Linked DNA regions of Homo sapiens: region 2 is linked to region 1. A link is a contact called in ENCODE Hi-C or POLR2A ChIA-PET data. All regions are on one chromosome and are shown on one strand. The core of a region is the stretch at or near the end of the contact, and the rest is flanking DNA. Distances in the headings are between cores, read along the strand shown.

Region 1 (4,322 bases), core at 976-3,475:
GGAGTGTGTATTAAATAATTAAATAATGCATGAATGAGCAAAAATGCACATGCCTAAAGCCAACACCTGTGGGAGTATAACACTGAAAGTAAGAGAAGATCAAGTTCAGAAAAGGTGTGATTAGCATCAGAAGAAGGCAGTGAAAAGCAATGCACACCAGCCTCTGAGGATGTGATAATTCCAAAGACAAATGATACAAAAAGCAAGAGTCTCCAGGATGCTGAGAGACTTGTGATTACTGTGCCCTGGGATGTTTTCAGGTTTCCCGCTTTCCATCAGGTAAAGCTTCCCAGTAATAATGCAGCCTGACCAGAACCCAAAATAGGATGGAATTTGGATAGCTGAGGAGAAAGTAGAAAATTCTACAAGGAATTCTTTAGAAAAGAAATAAATTTAACATGTTTGAGGGTAGAAGTGATCAGACTTACCAATAAATAAATAAGATGTCATGCTAGAGAGTGTATCCATTCATTTGTTCAACAAATATTTATAAATATTTACATAAATATTGAGCATATGCCTTGTGCCAGTTATGGTTCTGGGAACTGGGGAGACAGCAGTGAACAAAACAGACAAAATTCCTGCCTTGATGGAGCTTTCATTCTACTTGGGGGGAGACAAAACAAAAGAAAAATATAGAATGTGTCAGGTAGGAATAACTGGTATGGAGAAAAATAAATCAAGGAAGGGAGAAATGCCTGTCAGGAAAGGCCTTAGTGTGGGTTTAAGGAATGGAAAAACTAACTTATACATGTTCTCACAGCCCTGTATCTCTTCAGCTGTCTCTCCTTTGTCTAATTCAAATCCACCCTGCAGTGGCATAATCCCATTTTTACTCCTCACCTTCCCATTTCATGTGTGATAAGTACAACAGAGACCACGTATTTATCCGAAATTTGTACCAGGCTGCTTAACCCAGGTCTCTGACTGGGTTGCACCAAGTCTCTAAATTTGCACCAGGTCTCTGACTTCAATCATTGCCTCCAACTTTGATGGAGCACTGAGCCAGCTCAATATGAAACTTGAGAAATCCATATGTGTGTGGTGACAGACGCCTTTATAACACGCTCCATCTCCTTCTTATCGAGCCTACCTCTCTGTAGGCCACTCAGGATCCATGGTCTCCCCTTTAGGCTATGGAAAGCAATAAATGGTTTCATAGTAGAAATAATGTTTGGAGAGTCTCTATCTAGCAGTAGGAAGATAAGGTAAGAGGTTATTACTTGAGAATGTGAGGTTTTAAAGGTGACAGTAAAAAGGGGAAGGAAGATAAAACAAAGTAAGTAAAGAACTATTTCAAGGAAATTGTATAGGATGAGGTAATGAATGTTTTTAGGGACTTAAACTATTTCAGTATTACACAGATAAAACTGGGAGAAACTTAGGGAGGTTTTAAAGGAAGATAAATTCAGGCTTGGACACAATGATTTCTGAATGAGTTCATAATAATGAAGGCATCTAAGAAGGCAGCTAAAAATAGTGTTTGAACGCAGGTGAAAATTGGGGGCTGGAGAAATAGAGGCAAGCATTATCTACAGAGAAGTAGGAGTTGGGATCATAAACTAAACCTATTCTCCAGGGAAAAAAGAAAGCATAGAAAGATAGTAACATAATACTTAGGGCCAGCTTAAGAAGCTCCTTCAGAGGCTGCATGACCTTGTAGCAATATTTTAAGCAGCACTCAAAGCTTCTAGCATAGGCATCTTGGTATGGTGAAAGGAGCCAACTCATAGCACGTACTTTCTCCTGTGTGCAGAAATTTAAAAACTAAATAAGTTTTCATGTCTTGTTCTGTTTTCATCCATATGTTTATTGTACTTCACGCTTCCCTGCTGAGGTGATTTTTTATTTTTCTGTTTGGCCCTCCTCCATCACTTCAAACTACAATGCTCCCCCATTTCTGAAACTCCCACAACCCTGTTTAGCCTTCCACCTATGACAATGGTCAGTCTCCCACAGGCCTTTGGTTGATTTCTCTCTCTCACCTTTTTTTTTTTTTTTTTTTTTTGTAGTCAGTCTCACTATGTTACCCAGTATGGTCTCAAACTCCTAAGCTCAGGCAATCATCCCACCTTGGCCTCCCAAAGCACTGGGATTACAGGCATGAGCGACCACACCCAGCCAACTTTGGTTGATTTCTAAATGCCCTTCCTGGCTCACATTTTCCTGTGATGAAACTGAAACTTGTTATTACTGATGACAAGCAACTGACTCTTTACCAATGAATACAGCCAAAAAGCTGTGAGACACTATCTCTGGGTCAGGCTTGATCTCTGCAAGCGCAGTTGTCGGGGCTGGGAGAAAATACTATCTCCTCAGAAGCATCAACATCACCACTTCAACACTAGAGACAAAAAGGGTACCACTATGAGAACACCACCCTTTGAAAAATGACCCACCTTGGCACCTGTGCTCAACTAGGAGTCAAAACCAGACTCTTACTTTAGTCGCTAGCCAGACAACACTCTAAGTCTCTAGAAACTACAGCATCATGTACAATAAATTACCTTTTTCCTTATGGGACCCATTTCTGTGTTTCTGGGTATGTGTGTGTGTGTGTGTGCGTGCACATGTGTGTGTGTTTAACTTAAGGATTCTTTAATTTTTCTCAACTCAGAGGCTGTGTAGATATACTATCTCATCTAGTTTATAGTTTATTGCTGCCTATCTATCTCAACATATAAAATATGTTCATGCTGTGTTTTAGAACATTAATTATTTTCTCCTCTAGGGAAGCAAACAGTCTTGAACACAGGGAACTTCAACAAACATTCAAGCATTCAATAACTGGCCAGTGTATAAAGTACTTAAAATTTTTAAAATATTCAAAAATATTTTTAAATGTTAACTGAGAAATTTTTTAATTAAACTAACTGAGCACACACTTCTGCATTTCAAGTCCAGAATGAATATATGGCTTGTTCAGCCCACTTCTGCCTTCTCATGAACAGCAAAATCTAGACAAAAGTCATGACTAAATGACTCTTCTGTGGTTACTCTGGCTTCACAGCCAGAAGAAAAGTCAATTGCTATGTAACCACAGGGCTTATCTGTTTGTTCATTAAAAGTGCTGTAAATAACAGTTTCTGTGATAGTAGTTTTAATTAACAAAAATTAACAAATTAATTTTAATTTTAATTTGCTGTGGCTCACTCCTGTAATCCCAGCACTTTGGGAAGCTGAGGTGAGCAGATCACTTGAGGTCAGGAGTCCAAGACCAGCCTGACCAACATGGTGAGAAACCTCGTTCCTACTAAAAATACAAAAATTAGCCAGGCGTGGTGGCACATGCTTGTAATCCCAGCTACTTGGGAGGCTGAGGCAAGAGAATTGCTTGAACCCAAGAGGCGGAGTTTGCAGTGAACCGAGGTTGTGCCACTGCACTCCAGCCTGGGCAACAGAGCGAGACTCTGTCTCAAAAAAAAAATTAATTAAAAAAATTCACAGCATTTAGTTAACAAAATCCAAATTGAATAGACCATGTAAATATCTGATCAGTCTTTTGGCAATTTGCATATAATACACAAACTAATCATGAAACGAGAAATTCTGCAGTTGCCCTAGATTTCGTACTGATGGAGAGCAGAAGACCTAGACACAGCCAGGCCCAGCAAGAAACAATATGATGCCACCTGACCTCAGGAGAGTACACTGAAGTTCTCCTCCCCATCCACCCCTCAACTTTATCTTCCTCTTACTCACCTCTAGTGAATTACCTTGATTCCTAGTTCACCAAGGTAGTTAAAGCCATGTTAAGATTCTCCATCTGCCATTTCATTTCTCTAGCTTGGCCCTATACTCATCCTACTAGTCTTTCTGCCTGCAGTTCTCCCAACTTCATAGCACTCCAATTTTCTATTCCCACCTGATCTACCTTCCTAAATCCCACTTTCCATCATGTCACTCCTCTGCTCAAAGGCCTTCAAAGAATCTACATGGCCCTCAGTATGGCCCTCCAAAACTTGACGCTGGCTACCTCCAACATAAATGTTTTCAGCCCAGATCATTCCTTTCTATATTCTACACTCTGCATAGACTGTCCTTTCTTCCTCCTTATTCCAAGACCTCTAGAAAACGGAAACTGGAGCAAAGATTACAGGGTATTCCTTTATTTGGGGAAGTACAATCCTGGGACAACAAGAGTGGAGGAGAAGGACAATGAGACAGAGAAAGACATCAAGCAATGTGAGATAATGCATAACAATGGCCTCTTCTTCACAATGAGCTGGAAGAGTCTCAGCCACTCCCTTGGAGGTCACCTGCTCAGCTACCCAGCATGTCTCTAGACAGACTGATCAGAGAAGCTGTGTCTCACATTAGTC
Region 2 (4,322 bases), core at 908-3,407, 130 kb before region 1:
TTCTCATATGCATCAAGCATGGAAAGTAAAAAGATAAATAAGATAAAATCCCTGCCACTGGAGAACTCACTGTCCAGTAAGAGAGAAGTAAACACATCATTTAGTACTTTATGATAGGTAATTAAACAGAAGTACTTCTGGGGTGCTGTTTGGGCCACAGAGGAGGGGTTTTTAACCCAATAGGACACATGCTTAGAATACAATGCCTGAGCCAAGTCTTAGAAAATAATTAGGAATTAACCGATCAATGAAAGGTAAGAAGGAACAGCGTAAGTAAAGGAAAACTTGAAAGTAATATATAACATGGTTTATCCCAGTTCCTAGCAGGAGACAAAGGTAATTTTAGGGAGCAAAGAGGAGTAGAGTAGTGTCGCCCATATGTGAGGTTCTTCCATCTTTGGAAGGCAGTGCATGACCAATACCCATACTTGCTCAGAGATCACCTCCAACCGTACAGGTAGCTGAGCCTAGTGGGGTGCTTGGGAAGTGGCAGTGGGAGAGCAGAGCCAGAAGCCAGTGAGCCCAGAAAGTCCACCCAGTCTTGAGCCTTGAAGCCAGAGCACCGGGGCCATAGCAGCCAGGAGAGACTGGCATGGAACAAAGCCTCTAAGGACTCCAAGTAAAAAGGAAAATCACAAAGGTGTTGATTAGTTCAATTCTTAGCGTGGTAGAAAACACAAACTTTCCTTGTATGTGCCATTTGGAAGGAGTCAGTTGATTCAGTCTATCTGAATGAGTAGGTCAAGGCAGGGGGAGAACATATGGTAGAGAACATAACCTGTGTAGACTCTGGAAACACATGCCTTCTTCCTTCCTAGAGTACGTATTTGGAGGAGACCCTCATTAGGAACTGGAAACAATATTCATTCTGTCTGGTCCTGCTCAGTTTATAGACTTTCCAGAATTAGTTAGGCAGCTTTCCTCTATCAGGATAAATGGATGAGGCAGGGAGAGCACTGAGGTAATGGGCACCTCGCCTATTTCAACAAGGGCCATCAATGGACATCTCTTTATTTACCAGATTCAGGACTAAGTAGTTAGCAGACGGCCTAAGGGCTATTCTGAAAGGCTTTTTAAAGATTGTTTGAGATTGATGAGGATCCACAGACCCCATGAAAAGTTAATCATTTAGTGTATTGTGTATCTACAAATGTACCTGACAATGTAGGGGCGGGGGATAGATTAATGATAAATAAATAAATGAGAAATGATTTCAAAAAGGAGAAAGTGCTCTGAAGAAAATAAAATATGGTAATGTTTTAGATAGGATGGGAGCAGTTACGTTTTAATAACAAACAATCCCAAAAATATCGTGTCTTAACAAAGTTGTGTTTTCTGTGTTTTGCTTTCTTACTCATGCATTTATACGCCACACATTGCCAGGGGATCTGGTCCATGTTGCTCTCATGCCTGGACAACACCAAGGGTAATGAGACTGCACCATCACATCACTTTTATGTCCTGTTGGTCAACACTTGTCCCAGAGTCCTACCCACCTGTAAGGGTGTCAAGAAAGTACACTTTTCCCATGTGTCCCAAAGGAGAGGAGAGCCACAGATGAGCACACAAGATGGAGGGGCAGGGGAGGCACAGCGGCTGACTAGGGTGGTCTAGCAATGGTGTTCCAAGGAGACAACATTTAAGCTGTGACCTGAAGGGTGAGAATAAATCCACTATGTGAAGGGCAGGAAGGGCACTTCAGGCAGAGGGAACAGCAAATGCAAAAGTTCCTTAGGTTAAAGCAAGTGTACAAGGAAATTAATGAAGGCCTGTTTGACAAGAGAGCTGTGAGGGAGGGGGAGAGTGGTAGTCAATGCAATCAGTGAAGCCAAATGATGAAGAACTTTGAGGTTCATGATAACAGACTTAGCTTTTATTCGACGTGTGCCCCAAACTCAAGTTCACTAATGTTTCCTCTTTTTAATGAAAGCAAAAAGCTATGCTTATATAACACTGAAAATAAAAATTCAGTTTTTGCTTTCCAGAATTTTCTGTTTCCCAGACTAAAATGAACCTTTATCTTTTTCATATTCACCTCAAGTTCACCTTTTTCTAAAACATTTGAAATACCGCAGAACATCGTGACAGGCTGTATAGTGTTTCCTGGAACTATTTACCTCAGTTCTGCGTTTTCTCAGGCCTCACGTCAAAGTCTTGATCGGCACCCAGATCTGTGCTCATAGCTGCTGACAGAACACACATTTTCTCAAAAGGCAAGAAAAAGGAAGCCACCATTCTGAGAAGAGAAAAAAAAAAAACTCTCCAGAGGAATATCTCTTCTCTATTAGAACCCAGTGTTTCTAGAATAGAGCCACATATAGAAAGCTTCTTACTCTTAAAGAAATTATCTAGATTGATTAATGTTCTAGTGTTTATTGAGTTTCCAGAGTAGCTGGAAGGTCAAGGGAGGTCTTGAGACCTTTATTTTTCATGCTGTTTATGTTTAACAAAAATTTCTTCAAATCCAAAATGTTGTCATCTGGTCTCTAACAAAAATAACAACTTAATAAAAACATTTGATAAAATCTCTGTGAACCTCAGGTTTTTCATCCATAAAATAGACATGACCAGTAATAGCAACAAAGCCAAACATTGAGATGACAGGGCTGCTGCTGAGTGGGCTCAGCCTCCTCACTTCGAGCCATGTTGACTGCCTCGTGGAGGCACCGTGAGCTTTCTCAGCGGTCTAGTGGAGAAGTGAACTCAGCCGAATGGCTTGCATGACACGAGGTGTTGCAGGCTGCTTCACAAAGGCCACTAACATGAATAGTGATCTGTCGGAAATTTGACCGAGCAGCTCACCTGATTAGAATGTATTGCAAAATAGCGACATTTTTGTTCAGACAACTCTGCTACAATATCCTTAATGTCTGCCCTGTAGTAAAGTATAATCATTAAATATGCAGACTTTGGAGTCAGTTAATCTGATATCCAGTCAGTTCACCCACTCACTAGCTGTCGATTAACCTCTCTACGCTTCATTTTCCCTTGTTTGAAAATGGAGATAGTAGGGTTTGTTTAATCAGGTTATTGGAAAGATTATGGCATATTTCCTGTAAACCTGTCAGCACAGTATGTGATCCATGGTAAGTCTCAGTAAACATTAACTTCATCATCATCATCATCAACCTTGAAAGGAGAAGAGTCACTACTTAAAAATCTACACATGACTTGGGAGTGTCGATTTTTCAGTTTCTAGCTATCAGGCTTAAATATTTAAGAATCATTCCAAAGAGTAAATTCAAATGGGGGAAGAAATGCTGAAACTTCCTCCTGACATTCAGTCTTCAGCATAAGGAATTTCTTCCTCATTTTTCAGTTTTTGTCCCTATTTGTTTGTCCATGTGTTTGTTTTTTCCTTTCCTAAGTTGAGATGGAGAATTTCTACTATGTCAGAAACCCTTTGTATCTGAAGTTTGTAACTGGACAACTCTAAGCCTTCTTTTCTGCTAATTCCAGCATTGCATAACACAACTGAAGTCAGATTCTACTTTCAAGATAATTCTTTTATTCTTTATAAAAATTAAATAATGTATGGTGAAAGTGTGTGTAAACAATAGGTTTCCATTAAAATGTCACCCATTATCATATTTATTGTTTCCTTAGATCCTTCAAATATCATAAAACATTGTCACCCACACTGTAAAGGTAACTGGGTTAACTAGTTTGACTAGTTAAAGGGAGGCCAATTGTGGGTTTTACTCTGTTCTTCCATCTCCAACATGAACTGCCTTTGGAACAGGTCATACAAACCAGAAGAGAAGCAATCAGCTATAGATGACAGCTAAAGAGCAGAGGTGCATAATTTACTCCAATGATGTCTTCCCCAAAACATAAATTCATAAAAATGCTTAAGATCACCATAGATAAATGTCAGTATGGCTCCTCTGGTTCAGTAGACAATAATCTCATAAGTAGCATATTCAGCTAAAATTAATTCTAAAAGTCCACAATTTATTCCAAAAGTATAAATCTGCTTTTACCTGAATTATTTATTCAAGTAGCACTTTTTTGCCAGAAAATAATGGTTTTTATGTAAAATCCAAAATCACTAGGGATTCTTCAAAATTTTGCATCTGATATAGGGTTTAACACTTAACATGTGGCATAAAGAGAAAAGGAAAGATGTAGAGGTTACCTGAGCTTGTATTACTGCTTCCATTTTTTCCTTCTTCAATTGCAACCACCTAACTTTAGGCCCTTCCCGTAACAAGAGGGGGTTAATAGGAAAGGTTCCTAAACAGACGTCATGCTTTATATGTAAAATGCCAAACACACAGCATACACTCTATACATGTTCATTTCTTCCCTCACACAACCCC

What was found. Hi-C counts contacts between places; a loop is a spot of excess contacts on that map. ChIA-PET counts read pairs that join two places held with the same protein, here RNA polymerase II (POLR2A). Pooled maps may share reads with other maps.
Region 2: a map of naive thymus-derived CD4-positive, alpha-beta T cell shows a loop between it and region 1 (4-fold over the local background). The contact joins two enhancer-like sites. A Hi-C loop is called at or near these places in 3 of 168 maps with a recorded cell type or tissue (mammary epithelial cell and naive thymus-derived CD4-positive, alpha-beta T cell) and 7 of 50 pooled maps. POLR2A ChIA-PET finds 5 or more read pairs at or near these places in 2 of 52 experiments (OCI-LY7 and activated T-cell).

What each region holds. Positions count from the first base shown.
Region 1 is chr3:101,986,719-101,991,040 of GRCh38, reverse strand. The region is part of intron 2 of RDUR (RIG-I dependent antiviral response regulator RNA); the gene reads right to left. Among named protein-coding and RNA genes, the nearest start is that of RDUR, 48 kb to the right of the region's middle. RefSeq lists an enhancer at 3,082-3,131. Within about 2 kb of position 2,225, at least 3 of the 41 ENCODE cell types and tissues checked have a DNase peak (open chromatin) inside an H3K27ac peak, as active enhancers do.
Region 2 is chr3:102,112,271-102,116,592 of GRCh38, reverse strand. No RefSeq gene overlaps it. Among named protein-coding and RNA genes, the nearest start is that of RDUR, 170 kb to the right of the region's middle. Within about 2 kb of position 2,157, at least 6 of the 41 ENCODE cell types and tissues checked have a DNase peak (open chromatin) inside an H3K27ac peak, as active enhancers do.